6 separate regions of the Mus musculus genome follow, and regions 2, 3, 4, 5 and 6 are each linked to region 1. A link is a loop called in an ENCODE intact Hi-C map of the cell type or tissue named here. Cell type or tissue: left cerebral cortex. All regions are shown on one strand.

Region 1 (5,000 bases):
GAGACCAATTCCTAAGACCTATCTCAAAACTTAATAAAGTAAGATAGAATGTTGTCTGTCGTGGCAACTCGAACCTATAACTCTTAAGACTTGAGCGTCTTAAGCAGGAGGGTTGTTGTGTGCCAGGCCAGCTACAGAGTGAGATCTTGTGTTTAAAAAAAAAATACTACAAAACAAACAAATAATCAACAATAACATCAAAACCAGAAGAAGAATGAAAATGTCGAGTCTCCATTATACCTGTTGCTTAAGCCAGCAACATGGGAGTCATTCTATCCATGTCTTGGTCTCTCTTTCCACCTGATCCAAGGCTGCGTGTCACATCCTGTCTTGCGGGATGCCTGTATCAGACTTCTGACTGGCTTTCTTCTCTTCTGTCTTCCTACCATGGCCGAGCTCTCTTTCAGAAGTGGACACCAGTTTGCAGTCCTCTCTTGCTTCTACTCATTCCTTCTGTGGTAATCATTCCTACTTTGATTAGCATGCTCAGACCTCAGGGAGATGGTCTGAGTCCTGCCCCCTCTTCAATTTGGCTGCTTTTCTTCCTTCTGGATTCTTTTTACATCTTTCTGGACATCTTACTTTGTACCTGGTAGAACTCATGCTCTCCTTGGCCTCAGTATCCCAGATAGAGCTCTTCCTTGCTTCACAGCTCTTTCGACAAGTCACGATGTTGTGTGAATTGTTGCCTGTGCCCTAGACTACTCGACGCCTCACCCCACCTGGCCTTTGGAGGCTGAGGAGGCGCAGAGTCAGTGATACAGACTCTGGGAGCAGGTGAGAAATGCAGCTGACAAATAAGGAAGAAAACAGGAAAGTAAACTATGTGTTATTACTCTTGGTTGAAAACAAAACAAAACCACGAGGGAGCAAGAACTTTATGTCAAGGGAGAAATTGAGAAATGGGGGATAGGAAACAAGTGTTCTGTGAGTTTGTTCTTTGTGTTTACGCCCAGAAGAGCAAGAAATGAGGACAGGGACCTAGCTTGTGGTGAGACAGGAAGCTGACAAAGTGTATCTCTTCCCATTTCATAAAGTTATTCATACCCCTTATTCATGGCCTCATCCAACGGAGATTTAGGCCACACCCCCAAATATCATCAACAGAACTTTGAGGACTAAACTGTGTTTCTTTGTTTCCTTTCCGGTTTAGTGCTGGGGTCTGAACTTGGGTTCCATGCATCCTAGGTCGATACTTTGTTGCTGGACTGTATCCTCAGCCCTCTCTCTGCTTTTTATTTTGGGCCAAGGTTTTGTTAAATTACTAGCGATCCTGCCTCCACTTCCTCCACAGAGATTACCGAGCTGTGCCACAGAGCCATGTTTGAGGATTACATTTCAGCACACATTTTGGACGGAACAAATACCCGGACCAAAGCAGTTGCCAAAATCACCCTTAGCGGCTTTGGGGCTCAGATTTGTTTTGTTTGACATAGGATTTTAGCAAAGTATGGCTTATGGTCAGCAAAGCCACTTTTAAAAATGACTAGCTGCGCGGTGGTGGCATACACCTTTCATCCTATAGCACTCTGAAGGCAGAGGCAGGAGGATCTCTATTCCTGGCCAGCCAAGGCTACAAAGTGAGCTCAGGACAGCCAGGGCTGGTTACACTGGGAAACTCTGTATCGAAAAATTAGATACATAGATGATAGATAGATAGATAGATAGATAGATAGATAGATAGAGAACTAGGCTCAGTGGCTAAGAGCACTTGCTCTTCCAACATGAGCCCCATCAGCAGTGTAAAAAGCTGGGCATGCCTGGGGGCAGAGGAGACAGGTGGGTCCTGAGAACTCACTAGCTAGTCATCCTAGCAAAAATGCCCAGCTTCATTTAAAGATGCTACATCCAAGCAATAAGGTAGAGAGCAATAGAGAAAAAAATGTTTTATATCCTGCTATGGCCTCTGCATGCACTTGCACGGGTACCCACGATCTCTCTCTCTCTCTCTCTCTCTCTCTCTCTCTCTCTCTCTCTCTCTCTCTCTCTCTCGGTTTTTCCAAAACCGTGACACTGGCAGGGCTGACACACCCCTGACGTTTATTTTGCTCTCCACCTGTTACCTCCTGGGATGCCCCCTCTCTGGCCCTCCACCTGCAGTTTATCAATTCTTGCCTTTAGGTGGGAGCTGTAGGTGCTGGAAACAATTCCTACAACAGGGTTTCTGGGAGGACTAAAATAAACACTAGAAATAGAGGGTGGGACTCTGCCTGGAACATACTGGTGCTGCAGGTGGTGACCTTTCTCACGTTTCCTAAAAAACAGCTTCGGAGCACAGCACAGAGAGATGACAAAGCTAAATGGATGGACTTGAGCCTCTACCGAGGATCGCCTTGTGCTAATGAGCCTACCAGCGATGTACGGGGAGCCCTTCAAACCTGGACCCTTTTCCATTTCTTTGACAAGTCCCTGAGATGCAGTTCAGAGCAGCTGAGTCTGGTAACTGATGGATGGCAACGGCATCCGTGGATACCCAGGGAGTTTACTCATCAGAGAATCCCACGGATCCGGGCGATGAAAGGAACGGACGGAGGAGAGAACAGCCAGAATTCTGAAGCCTCCCCTGAAGTGACTGCTGTACCTAGGATCATTCTGTGTTCATCTGGCCGCTAGAGAGCACTTTGAGACTAGCAGAGCTCGGGCTGTGTGCCCAGGCCTCCTTTTGAACCCTGCTGTCCTTGTGATGGGGGTGGGGGTGTGGAAGCGTGGCGGGGGCGCATTTCCTCGCTGTGCTGCGCCATCTAGCTACCAGCAGTGGCTCACAAATGGCCATCAAGGCTGATGGATGCATTTTGTGAGGCTTAGGGGCCCCGTGGTAGTGATAATGAAGTATTCTGATGTTCAGATACATTTTATTCTGTCACCGTGGTTTTCTGCTTCTGGTGACATCACGTAATTTGTACTGCTTTACGGCGTCTTTGGAAGGCAAGCTTTTTCACCAGGGTCCCAGTTTCCTTATTGCTCCGATTCTTTTCTGTCAGATTGAATTTCTCTCAAAGAGAAAATATTGCTTGATATTGATTCCAGTGCACGAGATAATTTCAGGTTCTCGCTCGGCAGTTCAGCCAAAGCCCTGTTTAAAATCTCGAAGAGTTTTTTTTTTTTTTTTTTTCCCCAAGGCTAAGAGGCACAGTTCAAAAGAACAGTTCTTAAATGTGTTTAAAAGACCCTTGGCTACGTTCTCTGATGGTTTCATCAGCAGTTCGCGCTGATACGCTCTCCATTGTTATCACAACTGAACCGTATCACAGGGAGTTGTACCAGCAAGACCATCAAGTTTTCTCAAAAAGCTATAAAGCTTTGATGTTTTCTGGCCTATTTCTTACTGTGCTCTTAAACTGTTTAGCTTCAGCTGAGCCAAATGTGTACTTGCAAAGGCTAACACAGTGAAAAGACTCTTGAAGCATCCTGGCTACTGCTGCAATATCGAGATGTTCAGCGGGAGGATGAGTCTCTGCTAGGATGAGGCTGGGGGCGGGGGATGGTGTGGTGCAGTTCTTTGTGCTATGCACTGGGAATGACTAATATTGACCTTCAGCTGAGCGTTGGCCCATCAGTGCTAGGGTCTAGCCGTGGGCCCACATGAAGAAGCTGCTTTTCTGACCAGCGCTTCTTCCATACCCCAAAGTGATTCCATCATGGCGTCCGTGTTTGAATCAAAGAGAAATCAAAGACATCAGTTGTAGCCGTTACTCCTCCACAGATGGAGGCATTTAGAAGCATGGGGTTTTCAAGGGGTTTCTTTGACTTAAAAAAAAAAAAAACTAAATAATTTTTCCCTTTTTTGAATGACACTTGACTCTCAAGAAAAGAATATTTCTGCATGTGAAATGTCAGCTCTGTCTAATAATAACCCACTTAAAATGTGCCACCAAAAAATCACTAATGGAATTTCCCACCATTTTATGAAATGAAATTCTTCCCTCTGTGCTGCGGCCGGGCTTGTAGAGGCTTCTAGAATGACAGCTATTGCAAACACAACAGGTTTCGCAAAAATGAAATCGCACTCTCAGGTGTGAACTCGCTATCTCACCTGTTACCAACGTGTGCCCGTTTGTGCTGTGACAGGAGACTAGCCAGTGGGTAACTAGGCAGACAGGTGACTAAGGCTTTTGAGAAAAACACTCCACTGAGTTCCTCCGGGAGCCACAGACAGGAAAACCGCGTGCGAGTGGGAGCTAGGATAACAGGTATCCTCGTATTGTAAAGACATTCTTGGCTTTCAGCAGCCAGACTTAATTTTTAGCTATCAGTCTCTCAGCAAAAACAGCCACATTCTCCTCCAGTCCTGGAGGGTGGACTACTGCATGCTCTCGTTTCTTTAGATCACAGGGTGTTTTTATGTGGGTGACAAGGAGTAGTTATTATCTAAAAGTAATGTTAGTTTTGCAGTTCAACAAGGCTGTACACGTGCGTGCATGCGTACCGGGATTTCCGTGGCTCTTAGGAGCTGTGACGGGTGTTGGATGATTATGGAAGTTTCTTCTTTAGAGAGATACAGGGAGATAGATGTACATGCAGTTTCTCATCTGGGTCTTGTTCCAGAAACAAATACAGAAACCTTTTTTTTTTCCCCTGAGCTGCACAGGAATCCAGTAGGACAACTTTCTCTCTCAATTATTTTTATGTATTCCTTTTTCCTGAGACAAGAGCCTTTCTGTGTAACCTAGGCTGCCTTTAAATGAACTAAATAGCCCAGGGTGGTTTTGAACTCATGATTTCCCTGTCTCAGCCAAATTATAGGTGTGCGCCATCACAGTTACAATGTGTGAGGTCCTATATATCTTATTCTTTGTGTCTGGTTTATTTTATATATGTCCCCTCCCCTCCAGTGAAGTCGGCCTGTTAGTTGGCTATGTTGCTAAGGAAAAGCAAGAATGAATGGAACAGGGAGAGCCCTGAGCTACTGCTTGGATAGTCAGAAGGGGCTTTGTTAAGGCAGTCTCCAAGTAATCCTGGTCCCTTTGAGGACAGGGCTCTCATCGTTGTCTTTTTTTTTT
Region 2 (5,000 bases), 130 kb after region 1:
CGTTCTAACTTTTCTGCTCACCTTCTTTTTCACTCTGCGCATGTGCGCATGCACGCACGCACACGCGCACCCACACACGCACGCATGCGCACACACAGCTTAAGGGATGTACAGAGCAGCCCACTTTAAAGATGGAGAAAACTGACTGAAAACAAGTGGCTGCCTTCAGCCAGGCAAAGCGGAGACTGAATGGGTCTTTTCTGCTCCGGCCTGCTCCCAGTTCCACCGCCTCTCCAGGGACCTTCTAAAGTTTGATTAACTAGAGTGCTAATTGGCGGAGGCTGCAGACAGAGCCCGAGTATGGCAAGGCTAGTCGTGTTTTCTTTGATTTACAAGAGCCAGGCAAGGCTACGTCCACAGTTTAATGAGCGGGAAGTAATTGGGGACCTGTTGCCTTCAAAGAGCCCCGAGCCGGAGCCCGCCTCCCCTGCCTTTACTACTGGCATAGAACACCGCCTCTAGGTGTGACTGTGGGTGGGTAGGGCTCTGGGAGGGAGAGTGGGGACCTCCGAATCTGGAATGCTGTCAGTTTGTACTTAGGAGGCGGCAACTTTGGGTTTTAGGACTGGTTTAGGACTGCCAGCCACCAAAGAGAGCTGCAGCTGTCACAGAAGGAAGAGGTGGCATGTGGGGGACCCCCTTGTACTTTGGCAGAGGCCAGGTGAGGGAAGCCAGCTCTTGCTTTAGCACCAGGGAAAAGCAAAGACTGAAGACCAGGACTGATAGGCCTTCTAATCCAGCTGCAGAACCTGGCTCTCCGTGCTCTGGGTGTGTGTATGTGTGCCGCTGGGGGTGTCCTCTCCCTGGGACTCCAGCTCCCAGGAGCACCCGAGGGAGCCTTCCCGGAGAACGGTGAAGATAGGAACTTGGACATACTTGGCTCATGTAGAAGAGTGTTGTTCCCTCCCCTCCTCCTCCCACGGACAGCCTGCCTGTCTGGCCTGGCGGTTCTGTCACGGAAGGGCAAGATGCTCGTTCAGTCCGGACATCTAGCGGTCCACTTTTATCTTCTCATGAGGTGTAGGGTTCTGATCTCATCTTGTCTGCCATGATATTTTGACTTCCTATGTGATCTCTAGCCCCCCTTTTTTTAATCTCAGAGAGAAAGTGGGGAAATGGGTCTACTTATTTGGGTCCCCAAAGGAGCCTCCAGAAATGTCACTAGATTCTACCTAGCCAGGGACGGTTTCTTAAGGTAGGTACATGCTGTCACTTAAAATCAGCATGTACTGGCTTCTCTGTGTGACAACCCAGGAAAGAAAGGTTGAAAGTCCATTTTTTTTTTTTTTCTCACCCTGGCAAATGAGGCCAAGCTGTGGAAGGGAGGGGCTGGGGGCAGGAAGGATTTTTTTTTTTTCAGGCTGCCTGTCATTCTCGCACTTTCTGTGAGAGCCTAGCTTGGGCAGAAATAAAAATGCCACTCTGAATTTAAATAATCTGTCCTTCTGGGAAAGTCTTCGCGGCGACAGGGCTGTTAACATGGAAAGTAAAAAGTAAACAATGTATTTCAGCAATCAGTGTTCTGAGTGGGCTGCGGGACTCAGACAGCCTGCGGACAACTCCTGGGAGGAAGGGCCCTCTTATGATCTGCCAGGCGAGAGGAACATGGATTGACAGAACTTCTGCAGGCGCATGCGGTCGGGAAAAATCTTATGGGAGTAAGGATTGCAAGGACCAAGCTTCAGTGAGGCGGTGCATGAAGCAGAAGGAATCGCTTTATGTGTGGAAGTCTACGGGCAGAACAGAATGGGACCAGAGAGGATCGTTTGAATTGGCCCATCCAGAGCCGGGTAGATGGAGATCTTAAGTCTCCCTTTGTTTTTGTGTTTTGTTTTGTTTCTGGTTCGGGACATTGCTGCCACTTTAGCGTAGACGTCGACAGCTAAGACGCCCATCGCTAGGGGGCGCAAGAGCCCTTCATGAAAGTGCCTCGCAGCCACCATGACCCAGACACAGGTCTCTGCTGAGGCTCACTCCTCAAGGGTGTCACCAGATGTTGAGACAGGATCTTACTCCTCCAAAAAGCCAGAGTCCTGAAAACTGAGGACAGACTTGTAGAAAGATTGTCACTCCCTTCCCTATTTCTTGTGAGCCGTGCTGCTCGGACCACTCAACGTCTCCCTCTATGTGCTTTGCAGAATTGCGTTTCAGCGATGGAGAATAATGCTTAAATCTCAAGCCTGACCTTGGAGATAATGTCACAGCTGAAGTGAGACTTTGAAACCTGCTTGCTCATAACCTTTTGTCAATAAGTTGGAGATGAAAGACTCTCCTTCCCTGTGATATCCTCAACTGTCAAAATCACCTGGCTTATCAATGGACCAGCATGGCTTTCCCCCTAAGGTGAAGAAAAGCAGACACAATGTTTTTTTTTTTTTAAATGGTTACAACCCAGGCAGCTCTTGCTGGGGTCATTTCAGAAAGAGAGAATTAAGGGAGAGAAAAGGGGAGGATGTAGAGGCAGGAGGACCTGGGAACGACTTTTAAGGAGTTAATTTCTGAACTTGGCACAATAGGCTTCCCGTCCGTTTATCTGGGAGGGAATGTTGGGATGAAGTGGATCTTCACCAAAACTGTTGCTAGTCACCTCGTGACAAGAACCTGAGGTGGAAGAGCTCAGAGTTCCGATGAGCAGGTCTCTTTTCAGCTCAGGTCACTTTCCCTCCCTGGGTGTTTACACTCCCCTCACCTTGACAGCGTTAAGTTTCGAGAAGCTTTCGGAATGCCTTTCCACTCAGAGGACCGGTTGTAAATCGCGTCCATTCTATGCAGCGAGAGCGATGCTGTCATATGGACATAGCCATTGCTGGTGGGATTCAGGAAATGTCTGCACATGTAAAAAGAATGTGATCTCCCTTCCTAATGCAGGTGGATGCCAGGGGCCACATACAAGTCATCCTATAGGCAGGAAGACTGCAACTGAGCCACTCTCTTGCCCTAGAACTAACAATTTATACTTCTAATTTTAATTTTCCTCTGCTTAGATCCCGGAAGGATTTATTAAATTTGCTTTGTTGAGCCCATTATCTCTAAACTGAATAATGATGTTACTTTTAAGCTCAGCACCAGTCTGTGGTAAATTCTCTATACACAAGGCTCTAGGACTCCTGTAGTGCTCTATGTCAGAATTTTAAGTTGGTTCATTAATGAAAAGGTTTGCTCGATCTACCTAAAAGTTATTAGTAATTAACTGACATCAAGAGACCATTGCTTGTAGAGGTGGTAACAGACGAGAAAAGTGGTAAGAGGATTTTTCATTCTGGGGGCTTGGATCAGAGGGCAGAACACTCTAGCAGCCTTGTCACTACCGTTTTGGAACTTGGGTTCACCCTGTGGTTAAGGTGAGTAGGGATATATAAACAATGTGTCACCTTTCTCCATGACCTTGGTAGGATGACAAAGTCAAAGGAGAGGCTTATGGAAAAATCTCTAATCCCTCCTTTGGATATGATGGGCACTCATTAGCATTGCATGGATGACTTCTTTCCATAGACGAGGGAGCCAAGAAGCTAGAAATATTGGCAGATAGACAGGGACATAAAGCCCATGTCTTGTGACTTATGCAAACACAGCAGGTAGTACCACCAGAGCCGTCTGGGGTGAAGCTATCGCGGCAGGAAAGCTAACTCCCTGATAGAGAGTCTTTGCTCATTTTGGCTTGAACCCCATCCATACTTGGATAACTTGCTCAAATTTCTCTACGTTCTTTCTCCCTCACCTAGAATTTACTGCGCGCTGCGGACTGGAGCTGCAGGCGGAGCTCACTTGTCTTCAGGACAGTGTGATGGCGTTACCTGTGGAAGGGGTATGACCCTGCCAGGCTGCCCTTCAAGGCTCTCGAGGGGGAGGTCCTGCCTCGCTCTGCAGGAGCCTGGATAGCATCCGTGTCACCTGGGTTGGGTGGTGGCATTTCATGGGTGGGCTGTGTCCTGTAAGAGCACTGCTCAGGGGCTGTTTGTTACAGACCGAGCATGTCATGAATCGGCGCCTTCAGGCTTCCTCTTCTGGACTCCCTGTATTCCAAAGAGCACCTTACACAGATAGCTGATTGGCTGTCTACCTGGTAAGAGAAATGGCTGCTTCTGGGATCAGCAGAGACAAAAGAAAAGGCCGTGAACAGGGAGAGGAGTGGGCATGGTTAGGGCTTTGAAGGCAGGCTAATCTCTCTAGGTTTCCTTTAAGTGCTTGTGGGGGCGAGTCACGTGACTAGTAGGCACCTTGCAGTGAATGTAAATACCGATGCACTTTTCATTTCACCGTGGGAGCGAGTGGCATGTTTGGTACCCAGTTCATTATCTAAAGTTCACGTCCACTATTGTTCTCCGAGCTTGCTCGGGACAAGGAAAGCGCTGTAAAGGGAAAGGGTTGGGCTAAGCTCTGCTTTACTGAGTGCCTGGGAGCACACTGAACTCTGATCTGAGAAGAAACCAGTCTCTTTGCCAAGCGGGATGACCTGACTCCAGTAGCATCCACGCTGCCATATCAAGTTGAGGTTGTCACTGTAAAAGCAAGCATGGGGAAGTCTGCCTTTTCATACCAAAATCAAAGCCCTGGTCTGTCAGCCTGGAATTGCTGAACAAAGCAAACCCTAATCAGTAGGTCTATATGTAGATTTAGACATCTCCAGGAGGCTGAGAACCTATCGGGCCCAAACTGATTATTCTAATCAAGTGTTTTAATTAAGCACACTCAATGCCAACATCACAGGAATGAGACCCGATTTCCAGGAGTAATGGGTGATTTTTTTTTTTTTTTCAATTCTTCCTTTACAGTTAGGGTTTGGCTTTGTGGAGGGGGAGTTAACATTTTTCTAAAGTAGGCCAGGGTAGAGACCTCTGTGAAGTGTGCTCCTCCGAGCTGTCATTTTGAAACTAAATACAAAAACAAAACAAGGATCCAAACTCAGTAGGAATGAGAGCTATCATGGGTTTGGGTGTAGATGAATTACAGCCCCAGATCCGCCTCCTTCTGTATCCACGTGAAACACAAAAGCAATTCTG
Region 3 (5,000 bases), 430 kb after region 1:
TCATATTAATATTGGAAAGAAGAAAACGAAGAAGCTGTATTGCCTCGGACAGTTTGACACACATTTTAAGACTAACTGAATTACAGTTAGAAGTTATCATAATTATGTATTCATTTCTTTTGTTAACAGTTGTGTATTTTAAATTAGGATGAATATGAAGTCGTGACACACCTTCACAATGAAACTGTATTTCATGATTGCAGATAATGAATAGAATCTAAACATATAAAATTTCAGAATCATCAGGGTAAACTAAAATGAAAAAAATAAAGTGCTGTTTATTACTAAAAAGTGTACAATAAATGAAATATTATAATTTTAGGTTTGCATTTTTGTCTCATTTACAACTCTACCCAAAGCTTAATTCAGAAACCATGTTTTTCTATCTCTTTATTTAAGATGTATTTAAATCTTAACTTAAAATTATCCAAGTCTCTCTTTGAATTATTTTTGGGGGTTATAGTATAAGTTGTCAGTTATTTGCTTGGGCAAAATAAAATTTCTTAATTCAAATCTCAAGAAAAGGATTAGATGATTATATTTTTGAGCATAAAACAACTCTCCAAACAGGTTAAGCTTTAGTGGGAACAAACAGAAATTCTCCAAGCCTTTCAAAACTAATGAAATGAATCAGTACGAACCTCAAAATCACTCCCCTGATGCCCAAAGCTCTCTTCCCTGAAACAATGGCCTCAAGTGACATCACCTGTTATTTGACTATTAAGCCACGCCTCTGTCAGGATTGCCCGGAAATCCATCACAGAAACCCAGAGGTAAAACCAGATGAAGACAATTTCACAAAGTACCTATGTGTTTTATTCTAAAATGCAAAGAGATACTACAGCATACCTGCTCAGAGCACAACTCCTGCTGTCTTTATATACAATCTCCCAAATACAGTCAAAAGGTAAATTTGTTTTTCATTTTCACTAATACTAATTTTTTTTTACTAATAATTCAAATACATATAGGTGGATATATCCTTTGAAAACAAGTTACTTAGTATATCAGTTACTGAAAAAGGACTAGAAAATTAAGTCTCAAAAATTATATTTTAAAAATGCTCCTTTCCCACGTTGGCACAAGGCAATTATAATTCTCAAGAGTGTCACTGGGACCCTGGCCTACTGCATTGCTAGGAAAAATTTCTGGGAACAGTGAGCCCTGCCAATGGCTCCTGCATCCCCACTCCTGACCCGAAACCTTCATTTACAGAGACTGTGATAGTGAAACTTCAGTATTGATTTGACTCCACAGAAAAATCAAGAATTTTCATCCATACAATGTAATTACTGAAAGCTGCTTTATTTCTAGTGCCAATTACACTAAAAAAAAAAGAGCACGGCTGAAATAAGCGAAAGCCATCTTCACAATGGCCTCAGAATTCTGTCATAAGTCAATTCTCAAAACAAAATAATTGCTGATAAAAATATAGCCAAACACGTATCGCTATTATCGGCCATATGCAGGGACTGCGGCACAGATTCCATTTTAAAGTGTCTCCATTGCTTACTTTTGCCCTGTGTACTTCCTGAATGCACATACAGAATTTTAGGGGAGAAGGGTATCTCATGGTCTCCTTCATTTATTTGTAAAAAATAAACAGCATCATAACAATTTCTTATATATTGGAATTCTTATATTCGCTCATCAATCCCTCCACCGTAAGACAGTAGTATTCCATCTAGACATCAATGAGGCTTATTTCTAATTTTGTTGTGGTTTTTTTTTGTTATACGCAATTCCCCACAGAGTGAACGATCAGACACAAAACACCAAAAAGCAAACAAACAAACAAACAAAGACATCCAACAAACAAAAATCTCCAATAATTTATCAGTAGACAGACAAAGCAAATTGATCCCTTGCAAACCTGGGCTCCTGTGTTTATTTATAAAGAATTGGCATAGCGTAAAAATAATATTTTCAACACTACAAATGAGGGTTATTACTTCCATTTCTGAAGCAATGCCTCCCTCAATGCGTTCCTCAAACATTCAAATCCCAGCTTAATAAAAACAAATGGCGTTCCTCATTTCTTCAAAATTGCACATTCAATATCATAAGCCTTGCATTTTTAACCAGACAGTAACACTTTCAAATCTAGTAATTAAGTATTCATAAGCCTGAGTTGAGGGGGTAGTGTTTGGGGAGGGAGGACTGACTATGATAAATATATTTATAACTTTCATATCAATGATTTTAAATGCATAAAAATAAATAAAAGGTAAGTTAAGATAACATAGAAGCAGAGCCTAACTAATCCCTAAAAATGTTTTGTGCCGCCTTAATAGATACCTAATTAATTATAAATATGTATAGTATCATTAGAGGATTTTAACATTTTTAGCCATCAAGAATGGTATCCTCTTTTGAACATTAGAGACTTTCAAGTTGGCAAACTAAGAGAGAACCTTTTTATATCTCACAGGAAACTAACTGAACATTGACTATATTAAGTAAACCAAAAGTATGTGTGTTAGCCTCCAAATTCTTTTACTTGCTGAACCTTATAGTTTCCAACTCTGATTTTCAATAAAATTGGGAAGCAGCTAATAACACAGAATTCATTTTTTGAGAAAAATGTTATCAAGCATAATGTGCCAAATAAGAATATATGCAATAAAATTTAGCCAAGATCCATCGACTCAAATGGTCTTCCTTTCTCAAGAAAGGAAAAAAAAACCCACACCTGATTAAGACAATGTGCTTTTACAATTGTGACTTTCTAGGCCTACATGACTGGATAATATTTTGTCTAGTGTGACAATTTTAACGCTAGGAACAAAAAAAAGGGACAATTTAAATTACAACCTATAACTGCATGGCCATAATCTTCAGTCAGAGATCTGTATTTCGTTTATGGCTGAAAAGAAGGCATCTATATCTGCTAGTCAGCGTGGTACCTACAACAATGGTATACAAAAAAAAAAGAAAAGCGACATTATGTTTATTAACTAAATCAATTTTTATACTGCCCTCTGGTGGCAAAGAATCAACTAACTGCACGAGGAAAAGTCTGATTAGGAAAACACGTGATGGGGGGGCTATAAAAAGATCTTGAAAAATAGAACAGCAAAATTTTACACCATATGTCACGCTTCTTCTTTACAGGATATTAATCATTAACCAAAATAAAATTCCAAATATGAATCTCAAATTTTAATTGCTAAAAAGTTAGAAGAATGACAGGAGCAGAAAGTGTTGTCCTCACACTTGCCATTAGATAGTTTAAAGGACACAGAAATAGCCAACGGACTACTGAGAAATTAAACAAATTATGCCCACACATCGGGGCATGGGACTAAATTCCACTGACTTGTTATTTTTAGCATATGTTCATAAAAAAAATAAGCAGGAGATCTGTAACCCTTTCAGTGCTTTGAAGGAGGATTAGTACCGCAATTGTCAAAGTAACTCTGCGCTCTCTAGAATTCAAAACTCTAAGCAGATGAAAGTGTGACAGTATTTAATTTCCACAGAACCAAGCTGACTTAGTTGATAACTGGACTGACATCCGATGCGCTTAGCTCAAATGTGAACTCTCCTGCCTTTGATGTTAATTAATGCAATAATAATAATAATAATAATTATGATCAGATATGTTCCAAAGTTGTAATGTGTAAGTAGTTACTGCATTTGCATGAATCCAAAAATATATATAATTTCTAACCTAATTCAATTTTGCTTTGCTTTGTGCCTAACTAATCACTTTGTATTCTTGGTATTTTGTTCATTATATTTCAGTTCATTTTCAACATCCAGGTTTCAGAATAATAAATAATGGTTTGGGGATATGAAGCTATTTTTATTTATGATCTTGAAAGGCGGGTACTGAAAACACAGCATAAACTGCGGTGAAAATCTGTATATCTTAGCTGTGATGCTGTGTCTCATGGACAAAATTTATTAAATAACTCAGATTTATATTTTCAAAAGTACAATCTCGGAAGCCTATGGAATTTATCCACATTGTTTGTCTTGGAAGAACATTCTAGAATGCAATAGCGAAATGATCCAGATAAGACATCTTAGAGGCTGGCAGAGATCCCTGGAGGGGGCTTTCAGAGGCAAACGGGGAAGGTTCTCAGTAAATCTATATTTCCCCCCAGTTTCTGTTCTGTATGAGCTATTGACTGAAAGAAAGAAACTATACTTGATTATCTTTGTTTGCTTGTATATTCTTACTTAGAATACCCATGGCCATCCTTTTCTTTCCAGGGGTGTCAATCAAAGCTGAAGACTGATTACATCATACCTCGAAGGGAAGGACCTACACAGGAGCCTCTGCAAGGGCCTGAGCATATAACACTCACACATAGCGCAGCACCTCTAGGAACTCTCTGGAAATCTCTACAGTTCTTGTATGTAGTGTGCTTACAGGCTTTCACGAGATCAAAGGGAGGGAACAGGGATCCAAGAAGCACTCTTGAACAGATACAAAGCATCAAGAATTTCAGGGCAACCTACACTACAAGATCTGCCTCAAAACAAAAGCAACTAACAAAGAAGAAAACATGTCAACAAACCAGAGACGTAAACAACCTATGCTAAAATTAATTTTAGAAGAATAGTCACTATCGTATCGACCTTGAAATTAGAGTCTGATGTAAAATTATCTCATAAATATTTCTTTTTCATCTTGACTTTGCCCTAAGATACAGGCTGTGTTCCAGATGGAGACCCTGTAGTATCCGGATGGAGACCCTGTAGTAACTGAACAGAGAGTCTGGAGAAACAAGTCTGGATGCGTCCTAAAAGACAAGGAAAACCTGTTTTGTTTTGTTTGTTTTTTTTAAACATTATCTTCTGGTCATAAAATCTCCATGATATTTGTCAGAATTAAGAATTATGAAGACACTTAAAATTCCATAGCGATGGATTTACAGTTCTGCCTTATGAAACCGTCTAAAGCAGATGCCACCGCCAAGGTAGCAGAGAGAGATTGATGAGCAAGAAAACAAGATGGAGTTGCTGATGGAGCAAAGACAGGAAGAAGA
Region 4 (5,000 bases), 420 kb after region 1:
AATAACTACCCTTCCTTAGAAGGAAAAAAATGTCTTCCATAGGACATCATATATTAGAAACCACGAGGCTCTCTGCCCATCTTTTTCTTGAGAAGATAAAACGCCAAGCCTTGAAGTATCATCTGCAGATAATTTGGCTTTTGATCTAATTTTTTAAAAAAAAGCCCATCACAAATAATAAATAAAAAATTAGTAAGCACGCGGTATTTGGATATTGTCAATTCCTCTTGAGAGTTGAACAAGCAGTACCAAAGCGGGTAGCATTGGTGCCGCGTGCGGTAACTCAGTGTAACTCGTTCACCGGCAGACTTCAACATTCATTTCTGACTGATTCAGCAGTCAGAGCGCCAAACTTCCAGTAATCTCTCTGAAGATTTGGCACAGATACGGAGTTCAGAATAGGAACAAGTGTGCACTGATGGAGAGGAGCTACTACGGCTATTTCTAAAAATAGCATGGCTGCAGGCTTCCGGAGGCTTAGGATTCTCACGAAACGAAACTGAGAGATTCTTAAGATAGAACCAGGAGACTGTAGCTGAAGATTCCTGACTGACGTGAATATGACTTCCTTTATCCCAAAGGATGCAGTGACTTCTCAGGCTCGGGTAGCATCATGATTAGTTATAATTGACTTTGCCTTTTAATTTTTAAGGCAATCTATAAATTATGGATTGTTGTGTCAATCGGAAGACAGGATTTTGACATCGTACACCATATACCTCATGATTGTCGTCAAAACCAAGTCCTTTATCGGGGTGCCTGGCAGTCTGCTACATCTTTAAAAGAAAAAGAAAATCACTTCAGGAAATTTCAGCTTATATTACTGAAGCTCATCGCATAAATTTAGCATATGCTGGCATAATTCTAGTGCGGCTTCAAACACTACAGAAATGCGGCGTGCCGTCAGGAATTCAGAGAGATGTGCAATACAAGCTTATCCGGAGAAACTCGGCACTCACTTCACTGCCCCTCGTTTTTTTTGAGGACACACTGTCTGAATTCCCTCTTCCCAGGACTATCCCTGCCTGCCTGCCTGCCTGCCTTTGGACCACCTCTTCCTACAGCTCGGACCACCTGCTGGGTAGATGCAGCCCACTGCCATTCCTCTCAAATTAATGGGATGCTAGCCAGTTCCCGTTCTCCTCAGCCTCTCAGCAGGTGCACTTTACCTGGAACATTGGGAATCCGTGAAGCAAGGAAAGAGGAGGATTTATCTCCCTCTTTCCCATTACTGTTCTGCATCCCAAGCCCTTCCTCTTACTTTACCCCAAGTGTCCATGGAAGCACCCACGGACAGTAACACAACCAAAAGGCAACCCCCCTCCCGACCCCCCCCACCCCCTCGAGGAGGGGATCCTTTCTCACATTCACATCTGGTGACGTGTGGTGACATTTAAGGCTACTGAAAGGTACACATTGGAACCTTCTTTAGGATCAACTGTATATAATCCATGCTTAAAAGAAAAAAAAATGGGGTAAAATACTCAGTTTTCACCAACGTATTTCACAAAGGTTAACGAAACCTTTGAGCAAACTGGAAAACATTTCCTACTGATTAGCATTTCAATATAACATGATACATTGATGAAATACAGATGAAAAATTTTCAACATATCTAAGACTCACAAAGTTACTTGATATGAGCTAGGGATGGGGTAGCCAGTTTATGTGTTTCCTACGCACTCGGCTGGCCGTGGGTTTATTTTCAGCACTAGGAAAAGTGCCCGTCTTGGGCATGGATATATGTTAACTTTTTTTGGCTAATGAATCTATAAATTTGGTTAGATGCTACAAGACTATACAAATTGATGTGTACTGCATACAGATTTTGCTGCAAATTCATAAAGTAGTGAAATTAAGCAGATACCACACACTGCTTAAGAATATTTCTCAATAACATACATGCAGTGAAATTCATTCTTCCATCTACTCAAGATCCCATGGGTCTCAAACTAAACCAAGATAAACAGCACCCAAAATTTACACGGCATACCTGTGCTGCAATCGTATCTAAGCATCTAAAGGCCCATATGAGGGCAAACTTAACATGGCTAGTTAAAACCCATAGTGACCACACTGAATTCACAGAGAACCCTCATTATAAATCAGTGGTTCTCAGACTGTGGGTCCTAACCCCTTGTGGGGGTCAAACGGCCCTTTCACAGAGGCCACATTTCAGATATTTACATTACAAGTCATAAAGGTAGCAAAATTACAGTCCTGAAGTAGCAACAAAAATAATCGTATGTTTAGGGATCACCACAACACAAGGAACTGTATCAAAGGGTCGCATCACCAGGAAGGTTTAGAACCACTGTTAAGAATCTTTATGGGGGTGGGGGGTGCTGGAGAGATGGCTCAGTGGTTAAGAGCACCAACTGCTTTTCCGAAGGTCCTGAGTTCAAATCCCAGCAACCACATGGTGGCTCACAACCATCCATAATGAGATCTTGCGCCCTCTTCTGGTGCATCTGAAGACAGCTACAGTGAACTTAGATATAATAATAAATAAGTCTTAAAAAAAAAAAAGAATCTTTATCGGTATGTGGATAGCAAAAACAGCCTTCCTAAGCCACCGCTGAAAGGAATAGATAGTAAGTTTCTTGCTGGTTGACTGAAGGGTTCTTGCCTTTTCTCAAAATGATTTGTAGCATTTTATGTGCACTGAAGAGTCGGGAGCAAAGGCAGGCACAAGGTAGGCATCAGGAAGAAACCACAGTGGATAAAACGTGGTCACAAATTAATGCCTGCGGTTTGGAGTCCTTGTGCGCCTAGGCTAACAGCTAGCAAGGAAGGTTCCACACGATGCCCAGATAGCTACTTGCCAGGTAGCCCCTTTTATTCTGTATTAATGCACCCAGGATTAATTTTTGAAACTATCATTCACAAAATTGTTCAGAATAGTTTTTTTTCCAAGAAATTCTTTAGCACGATAAAAATAAACAATGGAGACTCTTCCCCTTAAAGAATAATTAGATCACAGGCTGTCCCACTTAGTTCTCCTCGGCATCTAAAGTTACCTTCACTCAAAGACACCACTGCCTCCCCCACAGCCTGGCATATTCACACACCCACTACCATCTGACAAATGGTCTGATGATCTCTCGATTCAGGAGTCTCCTCTGCAGAGGGGAGCACCAGGGAATGACCTTCAAACTCTCCAAGGCCAAGAAAGAAAGTCACGAAAGTTAAGATCAAAGAAACTACCTCCCATGACTGAAGACACAAGACTTGGCCTCCCAAGCGCCAACCTTGCGATTGCGGGAGGTTATCATGGCTCTCACAACACAACACAACAAAGTGCTGTCTCTGAAGGAGTCTTGTTTGTTTATTAATGAAGTGTTTGAATATTTATGTTTATTCCAAAGGCCAGCAAAGGACTACAAAACAGCAGCATGGGTGAACAGTTTGTAGCTGCACCGTTGGCCTAGCAGCTGGGGAACTTCTGCTGGGACATTGTGTGGAGAGAGGATGTGCCCTGTGCCAGGTGGTGGCTTCTGAACGCTGGTCACCAGCTCTGTTGTTAGGAACACATGCAGGGCCGTGGTGCACCAGCTTCCACACAGCACTGATGACCATGGGGAGTAGTCCTGGGGGGGACTGTGTGTGAGAAGCAACGGGGAAACCAGAGCCCCCCCCCCCAATACCATGCTCTGACATGAGTACTTGGCTCAATTCCAATCTAATATATTCCTTCCATAGATGATATAAAGAGTAAGGAGAAAGAAATGTGAGTCTAAAAGAAACAAGGAGATTTTTATCTACATGAAGGCCATTATCATTGTGCCCACAACATTGTACAATGGGAACATGTGCACAGTATATATTTATCTATAAATACATATATAAATACACATGTCATATAATATGTACGCCTGTAAATATAGACAACAAAGGGAGAAAGAAATGTCAGTTTAAAAGAAACAAGGAGATTTTTTTTAATCTACATGAAGGTCATTGTGCTCTCAATATTGTACAATGGAAATATGTACATAATATATATTTATATATAAACATATATGACACATATATAAATCCATACATATGTCATATAGTATGTATGTGTGTCTGTGTGTCTGTACGTTATGCATGCTATGTATGTAATGACATAATGCAGACCCAGCTAGCACAGTGGACTTATTCTTTAAAAAGGAGACCAGCAAATGCAGACATACGTGGTTGGAAAAGGTGGTAGTAAAGCCACCTTAAAAAAAAAAAAACCTTTTCAGGTAAGGCTGCAAACAATTCTATACAAACTGATGTGTTACGGTGATGGACAAGCATGAGGCTATGGCCATGTAAAATATCAATGGTGTTTGTGTTATTGGAGGCCAAGGGTTTTTTAGAAGGTAAGAAGAACATAGGAGGACACCTAGTCTAACTTCATTTCACAGAGGAGAGCAAAGCACACCTTGCCTCATGTCTGCACAGCTCATGAGTGGCACAGGCCACATCCATGACAGGCACATTTCACAGAGCCCAGCGTCACCAATGTTTGTGGTTCTGTGCCACCTCAGGGGTGCTCACTGCTTATCAGAAAAGTCCCTAGTCTCAGTTCGAAGTCTGGAGCTATCCATGATCGGATGTCAAACTTACTTTCCTACTAAGTTCCAATTAAACGTGTGGCTGTCTCTACAAAGGGCTCCCCCAACCCCATCCTGCTTTATAACACTCAAATCATTCACCACCTTGTAGGACACCTCTGCTTGTCTTTCGTGATCTTCCTTGCTAAGCTTCATTTCTCTCAAATACTATTTGGTCATCTTCCCTTTTATCATGCTCTGCCTGTGTGATGCTACCTAGAGTAACCTGTCGGATTGTAACTTCTATCAAGAAGACAGCCGTTCAAGTCCTACTCAGAAGCCACTGAAACCTTTCAGAAAGATCCACTAGGCCACACAACTCCATTTCAAACAAAACTTGTCAAAGTCTTCGCTCCAAGACACCCTCTGCCTCACTCAGTGGCCACTTCCTGATCTGTACCAGGAACAAGTTGATTT
Region 5 (5,000 bases), 220 kb before region 1:
GAGCACTGGCTGGTTTTGTGTGTCACTTGACACAGCTGGAGTTATCACAGAGAAAGGAGCTTCAGCTGGGGAAATGCCCCATTGAGATCCAGCTGTAAGGCATTTTCTCAATTAGTGATCAAGGGGGAAAGGCCCCTTGTGGGTGGTGCCATCTTTGGGCTGGTAGTCTTGGGTTCTATAAGAGAGCAGGCTGAGCAAGCCAGGGGAGGCAAGCCAGTAAAGAACATCTCCCCATGGCCTCTGCATCAGCTCCTGCTTCCTGACCTGCTTGAGTTCCAGTCCTAACTTCCTTGGTGATGAACAGCAGTATGGAAGTGTAAGCCGAATAAACCCTTTCCTCCCCAACTTGCTTCTTGGTCATGATGCTTTGTCCAGGAATATAAATTCTGACTAAGACAAAGGGGATGTCTGTTTGACCTTGGTAAAGAGAAAACAGAATAACCAAGAGAGAAGGAACCAAACAAGGTTACAGCCATGATAAATAAACTAACTGGGGGTTACGTCCAGTCCCAGAGCTTGGAAAACTCAGTCTTGGAGAAATGGCAAAGGGGTTACAGCAGCGGCACCAAGCCCAGCAAAAGCCCAGCAAAGACTGCAGGATCTTACGGGACTGCAGGCTGACTTGTCACCTAGAAACCATTGGGCAGCAATTTGGAAATGCAAAAGGCCACCTTAGGTACTGAATTCATTGAGTGCTGCTATAAAATAGCGCCTACAGTGCTCAGTTCCTGGGACTTTTAGCTGACAGAGGCCGTTCCACAGGGCGCTCTGGGCCCAATCCTGTCTTATCTCTTGGAGCACATTACCGTACAGGTAGAGCACTGTACAATTTTATCTCGAAACAAACTCATTTCAAAAGAGGTCAGGCATCGAAAGAAAATGCACAAGTTGAATCAGCGGGGACTTGAGACTTCATCCAAGGAAGGCAGTGCCTTGATCCTGCTCTGGGATACCCAGCTTGTGAGCCCAGGACCCTCTGGCAAGCTGCTGGCTAGAGGGGCTCGCCTTCCCTCCTGCGTGTACCTGACAAAAGGTAAAGGGATCAAAGGGACTAAGGCATGGGACAGTGCTCTACAGGCCACAGAACAATCACACTAGCTCACAGCCCTGCAAGGTCGGGCTATACACAATTAGGTTTGGAGAAAAAAAATAAAACCTACCCAATTTCATCTTATTTATAGGTACCTATTCCTTTGATTGTCTACAACACAACTTCTATTATATCTTACAATTAAAAAGTAATTCTTAACCCTGTCTCGAAAAAAACAAAAAAAAAGTAATTTTTGCCATTTTCTGTAACACTGTTGTGATCAATTCTTTCACAATTGCATTTTAAAGAACAGCTACTTTTTGAAATCTCTTAGACAAATCTATTCAATCAGGAAGAAAAATTAATGCAAAGAAGAACTGAGTCAGAAGACATGATGGTCTGGAGGAAGCCCCAAACACTGCCAATATATATATATATATATATATATATCCTACATATCAGATTTCTTAATGCACAGGGCTTTTCTCCCGTTCTCCAGGCCGTGATCTTGCTCAGCAGCTCCTGTGTCAGCTCCTGTAGGCTGCTCTCAGCTACCAGGCTGGGCTTTGGGCTCATGTGAGTGAGTGAGGGGGGGGGGGGGTGAGTGTCTGTGTGTGTGGTATGTAGGCCAGAGGTTGATGTTGATGTCTGGTATCCTTGGAGATCATTTTCTACCGTATTCATTTTCACTGTTTTATGTGGATGGCTGTTTTGTCTCTGTGTAGGTTTGTGTACCACATGCATGCATAGCCTGCAGAGGACAGAAGAGGGTCCTCTTCCTCTACATAAACTTCTTGCTGGAGTCACTAGAGGGACGATAGAGGAACCCTAAAAAGCCACAGAAACTTAGTAGGGCAGCAGTTTCTGCCCTTCATGTCGTCATCAAGCTTCTCCGCCGAGGGCACCTGGGCTGCAGGTCTTCTTCAGACTCTGAAGTGTCCTTCCTCCCAGGGGACTATGACTGCAGTCCTCTTTCTGCACTCGGCTGTCTGAGCTCCTTACCAGCCCTGTCCTTCTGGTGTCTTCATCCAGAAAGGGACTTTTCACTCCTGCCCCTAAAAGAGCCTCCCCTACACACCCTGTTTCTCTTCCTTGCCCTGGGCGGCCTATCAGGCCATCACCTCTTCCTGCCTCTACTTTAGCACCAGAGGGAGATGGGCACTGCCTCCCGTGAACTCACAACTCTGCACCTGGGAAAGCATCCGAGCCAACGACCCAGTAAGACTAGTCTCTTTTCCATTCAAAAATTAAATTAAATAAATGGCACTCACACACATCCCTGCCCACTTGTTTTAAATAATCTTCAGATGCCTTAGCAACATTTAAGTAATCCAGGCACATCGGACGATTCTAGGTAAGCACCTGGAATTTGTGGGAAGCAGCAAAAATCTGTCAGCAGCAGGAAACCACAGCTTAAGGAATGCTGTGGGCGAGCTTACATACAGGAAACTGAAAGGGAGAACAGTTCTCCCTTGCCCCATGCGCTCCCACAATGAATCTGGCTTGTGCAGATGCTCTTAATCGCCACTAGAGGGCGATCTCAGCCACAGCCGCCGGGTGTACACTGCAGGTGTTACACTGGCCACAGAAATCAGGATCAGGATACACAGGATGGCTGAGAACTGAGTTTAGTGTCTTGAGAGCTCAGTTTGAACCACCCCTACTCCTGAAATAATGAAGAAGCCACAACAGAATGGAAAACAGGAAAGCTTAAGGCAAGGCAGCAAGGAGCGTTCTTTGGTGGCCACATGGGCAGCAGGAAGAAACGGAGGGTCTGGTGTTGCCGATGTACTTGATGATGACGCTATGTGAACTCTCCTTTCAGGGTGTTCCTGGACACCACCTGCCCGCTCCGACACTGAGGAGGTGTAGCTCAGAGACGAGGTCTCTGAATCAGGTTCAAGGACAGGTTGGGGACAAGCAGCAATAGAGTAAGTGTGTAGAGTGGTACAGAGCAATGACACCAGGGCACAGAGTGTGAGCTCAGCCAGAGTAGCAACAGCAGCATTAGCAGCTAGAGCCAAGCCCTGTGGTGCTGCATCTGCCTGGGAGTGAAGGGCCTGCCTGCTCCAGTGCTTGCTGTAGCAGGAGGCTCTGATCTTTAGGATACGAGGGGAGGAGCCATGAGAAAAACCAAACAAGCAAAATCAGAGATCCACTCTGTGGCACAGAGATGGGGATCTGTCCTTGACCACAGGTACTGAAAGGACATTTGTATGTACTTATTTACTTAGTGTGGAAGTGGCTTGCCATCCAAAGGACCCAAAGTCTGCACAGTACACAAATGATAAACACATCTCTTTCGGGCACTGTTCAGTCTACAGCAGACACACTGTGCAGCTAACTACGCTGCCTATTGCCCACATGGCACAAACCCCATGGCTGCTTCTCACTAAATATTATCATTATTTTATGTAAGGGCTATGTAGCGTCTGCTTCTGAGGAGTCCCAACCTGACACTAGAGATGTGACAGTCACTATGTAGAAGCCACTGAGGAGCAAACCATCCCCAGTACAAGCGTCAAGCATGCTGCCACGCCTGTAAAGGCTGCTAAGATGAGCTCTCCCCGCACACAGCCAAGGAGGAGCAGAGGGCTTTCCGGGCTCACCTGCTACAGAGGACAGCAGAGAGACAGCCTTGCATGGAAGATGTGCACGGCTACTCTAGAGTCTCCACGGCCTTAGCTCTATAACCAAAGACTCAACAAGCCCGGATCAAGGTGCTCAGGGAAGACCCTGGGTTTGTGCTGATCACGTGACCTTTAGCATCACAGAACGGCAGCGTTTCTTGAGCACGTGCACTGTGTTGGGAATCCTATGCAATCTAGAAAGTAGTCATGCTTCTGAGAGGACACATGCACCTTTTGTTAACACTACACAGTCTATTCGGAGCAGTTATGACTGTGTATCAGGGAGGGTCCTGGAACCAGCCCTTGGGACATCAAGGGGACAAGGCATGGCATTGAGTAAGTGTTGAGCAGTGTAAATGCACCAGCCTCTTACACAGCGAGCTCACCAACGCTGCCCGCTTCCTTCCACCCACTGATGAATCTCCAAACGAAAACCAGAGTGTTCTTCCTTTTGTGCCTGTTGGTGCTTGCTACCCCGACCATCCTCACACCTTAAGCTAAAACTCTGATCAGCACTAGGCAGAGAAAGCAGAGGAGGGGGGCGGGGACAACAGTGAGAACTCAGCTGAACAGGTGCAGTTGTCAGAGGATTTGCTCTGGGGACCTGCTTGTGCTCCCTAAAACCAGGATGCTGCAGCCAAACCGTGTCTCCATCAACATGACTCCCCAAATGGCGAAACTCAAATTGTTCACCCAATCAGTTATGGCAGCTTTTTGCTCCCCACCCCACTGTCAAAATGTTTTGACGTTTAAATCTAGGTATTTATTGAGAAATGGAAATTAAAAGTAAAGAGGCCAAGAATTCAGAAAGGTTCTGGGTGGATGTTTGAACGTATCTCCAGGTCTCTTGAGACACATGTGGGTTTGCTCTGGGGCAGACACTGCTCCTCCCGAGCCATCTGTGACGAGCACTGATCTGAAGGGCCAGTTTGTCACCAAACAGGCACCCTGGCATAGCGGCAGCAGTGTGGGCTCAGGGCTCTGCCACAGGTATAAGGGACTCCAGAGTCCTGCCCATCTGCCGGCGGGACTGGATAGTTTAGAATAAGTAACTCTTACACCTTCCCTCAGAAAGATAAAAAAAACTGCTCATAATGATTACCTCTGCCTCAGAAGCAGGCTTCAACTGACAAGCCACGTGCAAGAGACATCTTGTGACTGATTAAGATATCAAAGAGAGCACGCAGTCTTTTCCTTTCCTTGTGAAATTAAAAGCAATAAACATTTGACTTCTTGTGAGTGTAGAAAGAGATCAGGAAGGCTCACTTCTGCAACAGTCTAGGTCGACATCATCAGAAAGCAGCAGTTTATGGCTATTGTTATCAGACTCGCTCAATGGT
Region 6 (5,000 bases), 120 kb after region 1:
TACTGCAGTGACAGAGGTTACTATCGGGAAGAGACACAGGACTCTAAAGGTTTAGAGGGTGCAAAAAAAGCTCACCTTGGGAGCAGTCACTGGCCGTGTGTTCCTCCCTCTAAGGGAAAGCTAGGGGGGCTTTTCAGACACCAATCAGTTACAGTTACCATCCGTTTCTGGAACCCTTGGGCTTTCCTCAGCCTTTGTACTCCATCAGCTGAGCCCCAGACCCTGGCTGGCATGAAATCTGGGCTGAGAGTGGGCATGAGGACATTAGAGCTGGATAGCTTTCCATTGAGTCGGAGGTGATTCCCCTTTCTCAGGTGGGACTGAATCTCACAGACATAGCTGCTGGCATGCACACACACACACACACACACACACACACACACACACACACACGCCATTTTCAGAGCTTTCTTTTGGTAGCATTATGAGGTCACACTGGTGTTTGGAGACCATCAGGGTGGGCATCCTTTCTAATAAGGTCTCTGAAGAAAGAGGATATAGGTAGCCTCTGTCTCATTACTGCTATACAGGGGATAGATGGCAGGCTACTCTGGAGCATGCTTTTGGGATTTGTGGATATATCAAGTAGGTATTTGAATGTGTGTGTGTGTGTGTGTGTGTGTGTGTGTTGTAAATGTCTGTGGGAGTCAGTGTTGGGTATTTCTTCTAAGACACTATCCACCTACAGTTCTATTGTTAATCTTACCAAGCAGCCTAGGATGGCTGGCTACTGAGCCCCAGGACTTTGCCTGTCTCTGCCCTTCCAGTCCTGGGAGCTCTAGCTTGTTTTATGTGGCTTTGGGGATTGAACTCGGGTCCTCATGCTGTCCTAGCAAGCCTTACTGAGGGAGCTCCCATGACTTCATTATTGGTACAGTTGTTTGTGATCACCCGGATCTAGAAGTTTCTAGAAGTAAGGAGGTGTGTGTGTGTGTGTGTGTGTGTGTGTGAGGAGTGATGCCAGAACTAGTCTGTTTTGCTAGATTTAAGAAGGTCACCCAAAGTCCCCCACATTCGTGTTTACCAGAAACCAGAGAGATGATAAGATGAGGTCAGACAGGAGTAGGCTCCGTCCCCATGGGTATATCGTGGTTGTTGACAGAGAAGACATCCCCAGAAACTTCTGGGGGGGAAGGCTGAGTGGTGACTGTGGCAGCCTGGAACAGGTTTTGAAAGCCTAGGGTGGCCAGTTCTTTCTTGGCCACAAGAGAGAAAGTCATGGAGGCAGAAGAGGACCCTCCCCAGAGCTATTGTTACAGAACACAAGGGATTGGCATCCTGGGGCGAGCAAAGCCAAACCAAACTTAGACAACAAACAAACAAAAGAGGGCAGAAAGCTTTCCCGCCCACCTCGGACAAGGGGCACATAGGATTTATTTTCAAAGCAATGCTCTCCCCAAACAAAGGCAGTGTGGGGATTTTACTCAAAGAGGCTCTGAATAACGATCTAGGTCCTGGTTCTCAATGCTGGGACCCTTTAATACAGTTCTTCGTGTTGCAGTGACCCCGAACCATAAAGTTAGTTTTGTTGCTGCTTCTTAACTGAATTTTGGCTACTGTTCTGAATCGTTAGGTAAATATGTTCTAAAAGCCTCAGGTGTCTGACTAGTCACTACAAGAAAGGAGGCAAGGAAGACCCCTCCCTGAGACACTGTAACAATGCAAGGGACGCCAAGGTTCTTAGGTTGTCCTGGTGAAAGCGTTGTTTGGGGCCCCCCAAAGAGGTCTTGACCCACGGGCTGAGAACCACGGATCTAGGGCCTGGCCCACTCCCGGGCCTGCTCCCTACCTGGTTCATTCCTGAGCATGCTCAATTTCAGGCCATGATTTTAAAAGGAAAGGCAGTAGACACGTTTTGGGGTGTGCTTAGCTCAAGGTCATGGTGCATTTGTTTAAAAGGTTAAAGAGACGAATGCTCAGGTTACTTCGAAAAGATCTGGCTTGAATTGTATTAACTTTGGAGTTTGCCCAGGAGGGTGCCCGCCTCACTTAAGCAGTGAGCATCTTTAGAGATACTGGTCCTTGAGTGCACACGGTAAATTTCCACTGTTAAAAGCCCCTTTCCCCACCTCCACTCCCAGTCTGTGATACTGGTTTCCGGTATCAGGAGGACACACCATAACCTTCCAACCTGTCCTCTTTCTCTTTGAGTCATTGGGGGTGTGTGTGGGGGTGTGGGGTTAAGTGTGACCCTTCTAGTCACAGATGGGTTCCAAAGCCCCGAGCTGCCAGATTTCTCACACACATAAATAAATACAGCTACGCGGCATGGGATGCCCTGGCGAATCTGAATGTAAAATGGACAACAAACACAAACTTTATTTTAGTGTAAATGAGTTCTGAATCTTCTCTGGGACATACTGATACAAGCGGCTTGTTCATTGTCGATTTGAAATTCCTATGGCCAATGTCTCCAGCCTCTCCCTTGGCCTTGGTTATTCGGCCCCAGTTCTCACAGGAAGGCTGGTGGAGGTGGGGGCTGGCTGGCTGTTCCAGTTAGCGAGGCTCAGGATCGCCTGGCACCCCTCCCTGCTGGCTTCCTGCGCACTGCCAGCAGCCTGGAGTCTGAACATCCTTTCCACCAGCTGGAAGAGAATCTGGCAGGATTTGAACATACGGGGAGAGGCAAGGGGAGCTTCTGCCTGGGGGGTGGGGGGTGGGGGGTGGGAGGGGGAGGCCTTCCAGCAGGAGGGATACTGCAATCCCGCTGAGCCGCTCTTGGCATCAGCCTCTGCACTCTGATTCGGTCTATTTTAAACTGTCTTCAATTTCCCTCCTGGGGAAAGAGAGGAGGGAGGCTGGGGAGGTGGCGGTGGGTGTGCAGAGAATCAGGGGACTCAGGAGCTGTTGGAAAACCCGAAGCCAGTTAGGTGGCAGAGCTGTGATGAATTCTTAGGAATAGGGACAGGACGTTTAAGGGTTTCGAAAGCCAGGGCGCTTTAGACCTGGTAAAGAAGAAGAAGAGGTGATGGTTAGTGTGGCCAGAGGAAGGGCCATGAGAGACCTCTGCCTAGGAGAGATGCAAGCTAGAAAGGGACTCTGTGGCCTTGGTGCCTCACCTGGTCATGAGGATGAGCTCTGAGAGTGGAGCCTGGCATCTCCCTAAAACAGAGCCCAGAAGGGTAAACAGAGAAGGTACAACCTGTGACGTACACCAGAGGACTGCAGACAGCATCCTGGGGAGCACGTCTGCAGTAGGGTGGGAATTCCCAGCACGAAGGCCTGGCTCCCAGTGTGGGTCTCTTCCGGGCAATCCCATTGGCCTGTGCAGGGCATACACTTGCCTCCCGTAGCCTCACTAGCCAAGTGCGGGTGGACAAGCTTTTCTTTAGGACGGAGGCCCCACGACGTTGCAGGCACCAGCAAGGATGGTACCCAAAAGGATACCTTTGGGGGTTGGTGAGAATAGGGTGGTGTTTTATTGGATTAGACGGGTCAGACATGAGGTCTGAGGCATCAGGGAGTGGGTACTCTGGATGCAGAGGGGCCTGGATCCTGGACCAGATGGGTCATGGTTTCTGAGGGAGGAGGTCTTTGGAGTGCTTTTGGACAGAGGGGGATTGATTAGCTCATTCACTCAACCATTCACTGCTTATCCACAACTGTAACACTCGCTGGCCACCCCGCCCAGTGCTCCGGAGCCTGGGGATCCTAACTTAAGGGATGCCAAAGGGTGGGTCTGGTGCTACGGAGGCAGGAGGCCCCAGGAAGGAGAGCCTCGGGCTTTAAAGTCACGCATTTCTGGCTCCGGGTTCTGACCTAGTTTCTCACAAGTGCCTTTCACTTCAGTTGTCTCCTCTGCCAAACAGGAGATGAGTAGAACCAACCTCTCAGGGTCAGCACTGTTCACTAGAGATGCAGCGTCTCTGGAGCCTTTCACGTGGGTCACAGCACACAGTGTGGACTCAGTGACTCCTAGGAGAGCACAGGGCCAACAGAGCTGAGTCTGGAAGCTGGTTAGGTTTCTTAAGGATGTTATTGTTACCAGACAAGGTGTAGAGGATTTTTAGGTATTTCGTCTCCAGCCTTATTTTATTTCCTGTTAAATATAGGAGACAGCATAGTCTGGACCGCATGGCTTCTGATCAACCCAGATGTATGTGCATCACTCTCTGTGCCTCGGATTCTGTAATGGAGAGAATGACTTACTGATGGTGTAGGGACGCTGAGGATGCGTGGAGGTAAGGTGTTCGAAGTACCAGACAGTACGCAGTACAGTACCTGGGTGTCTTAGTCAGGGTTTCTATTCCCGCACAAAACATCATGACCAAGAAGCAAGCTGGGTGGGGAGGAAAGAGTTTATTCAGCTTACACTTCCACAGTGCCATTCATCACCAAAGGAAGTCAGGACAGGAACTCACACAGGGCAGGAACCTGGAGGCAGGAGCTGATGCAGAGGCCATGGAGGGGTGCTGCTTACTGGCTTGCTTCCCCGGGCTTGCTCAGCTTGCTTTCTTATAGAACCAAGGACTACCAGCCCAGGGATGGCACCACCCACAATGGGCTGGGCCCATTGATCACTCATTGAGAAAATGCCTTACGGCTGGATCTCATGGAGGCAATTCCTCAAGGGAGGTTCCTTTCTCTTTGGTAACTCCAGCTTGGGTCAAGTTGATGCACAGAACCAGCCAGTACACTGGGATGGTTTATATCCACATCGCTCAGGGGGACCAGGCACAGTTCATCCTGCACCAAGGCCACAGCCCACAGCAGATGAGAGCTGAGCTTAGACTTGCCCCAGGGCAGGTCACAAGCCTGCACTGGAGACTGCTGACTTCCGTCTTGGTTAGCTGGATGAGGTGTGTGGAAGCTGGCGGGAAGTGACCATGTCCTCACACATCACCAGAGGTTTCACATGGAGACCAAGGCCAGGTCTCCAGGATGCCTGGAGCCAAGGGAGTGGCTGATGGAGAGGAAGGAGCTGAAGTTCTGGGTACCAGAGACAAGAAAGGTCTCAAGTGTGAGCTGTTGATGGAGGGAGTCATCCCTTAGGAGCCACA

The links. Hi-C counts contacts between places; a loop is a spot of excess contacts. Peaks named below come from ENCODE experiments on the same cell type or tissue, not always from the same donor. Only the 100,000 strongest peaks of a DNase experiment are listed, where the experiment ranks them.
Region 2: it touches region 1 in a loop (2.8-fold over the local background); 7 of 42 quality-filtered maps call a loop at or near these places.
Region 3: a loop joins it to region 1, with 5 times the contacts of the local background. A loop is called at or near these places in 8 of 42 quality-filtered maps.
Region 4: it touches region 1 in a loop (2.2-fold over the local background); 7 of 42 quality-filtered maps call a loop at or near these places.
Region 5: it touches region 1 in a loop (3.0-fold over the local background); 2 of 42 quality-filtered maps call a loop at or near these places.
Region 6: a loop joins it to region 1, with 2.1 times the contacts of the local background. A loop is called at or near these places in 7 of 42 quality-filtered maps.

What each region holds. Positions count from the first base shown.
Region 1 is chr8:48,094,952-48,099,951 of GRCm38, forward strand. It overlaps a transcript of Dctd not described here. Among named protein-coding and RNA genes, the nearest start is that of Dctd, 13 kb to the right of the region's middle. In left cerebral cortex, a CTCF peak has its summit at 2,701; DNase peaks (open chromatin) are centred at 2,680, 3,273 and 3,409; H3K4me3 peaks cover 1,152 bases; H3K27ac peaks cover 344 bases.
Region 2 is chr8:48,220,637-48,225,636 of GRCm38, forward strand. Gm32923 (a long non-coding RNA gene) reads left to right here. Exons shown (of 3, transcript XR_870430.3): 1 at 1-2,343; 2 at 3,723-3,805; 3 at 3,965-4,703. Among named protein-coding and RNA genes, the nearest start is that of Gm32923, 3.1 kb to the left of the region's middle. In left cerebral cortex, a CTCF peak has its summit at 1,903; DNase peaks (open chromatin) are centred at 106, 825 and 1,904; H3K4me3 peaks cover 1,344 bases.
Region 3 is chr8:48,524,636-48,529,635 of GRCm38, forward strand. All of the region lies in intron 2 of Tenm3 (teneurin transmembrane protein 3), which reads right to left. Among named protein-coding and RNA genes, the nearest start is that of Gm39178, 130 kb to the right of the region's middle. In left cerebral cortex, a CTCF peak has its summit at 2,993 (motif pointing left); a DNase peak (open chromatin) is centred at 2,998.
Region 4 is chr8:48,510,932-48,515,931 of GRCm38, forward strand. The region is part of intron 2 of Tenm3 (teneurin transmembrane protein 3); the gene reads right to left. Among named protein-coding and RNA genes, the nearest start is that of Gm39178, 150 kb to the right of the region's middle. In left cerebral cortex, CTCF peaks have their summits at 256 and 2,474 (motif pointing left); DNase peaks (open chromatin) are centred at 418, 819, 1,726 and 3,076; H3K4me3 peaks cover 1,180 bases; H3K27ac peaks cover 1,217 bases.
Region 5 is chr8:47,869,978-47,874,977 of GRCm38, forward strand. All of the region lies in intron 9 of Wwc2 (WW, C2 and coiled-coil domain containing 2), which reads right to left. Among named protein-coding and RNA genes, the nearest start is that of Cldn22, 48 kb to the left of the region's middle. In left cerebral cortex, a CTCF peak has its summit at 2,555 (motif pointing right); a DNase peak (open chromatin) is centred at 2,541.
Region 6 is chr8:48,212,609-48,217,608 of GRCm38, forward strand. It overlaps Gm32194 (a long non-coding RNA gene), which reads left to right. Exons shown (of 3, transcript XR_378958.2): 2 at 4,053-4,181. Gm51559 (a long non-coding RNA gene) reads right to left here and starts at 1,191. Exons shown (of 2, transcript XR_003947494.1): 1 at 1,025-1,191. In left cerebral cortex, no CTCF peak of the experiment used is centred here; a DNase peak (open chromatin) is centred at 2,627.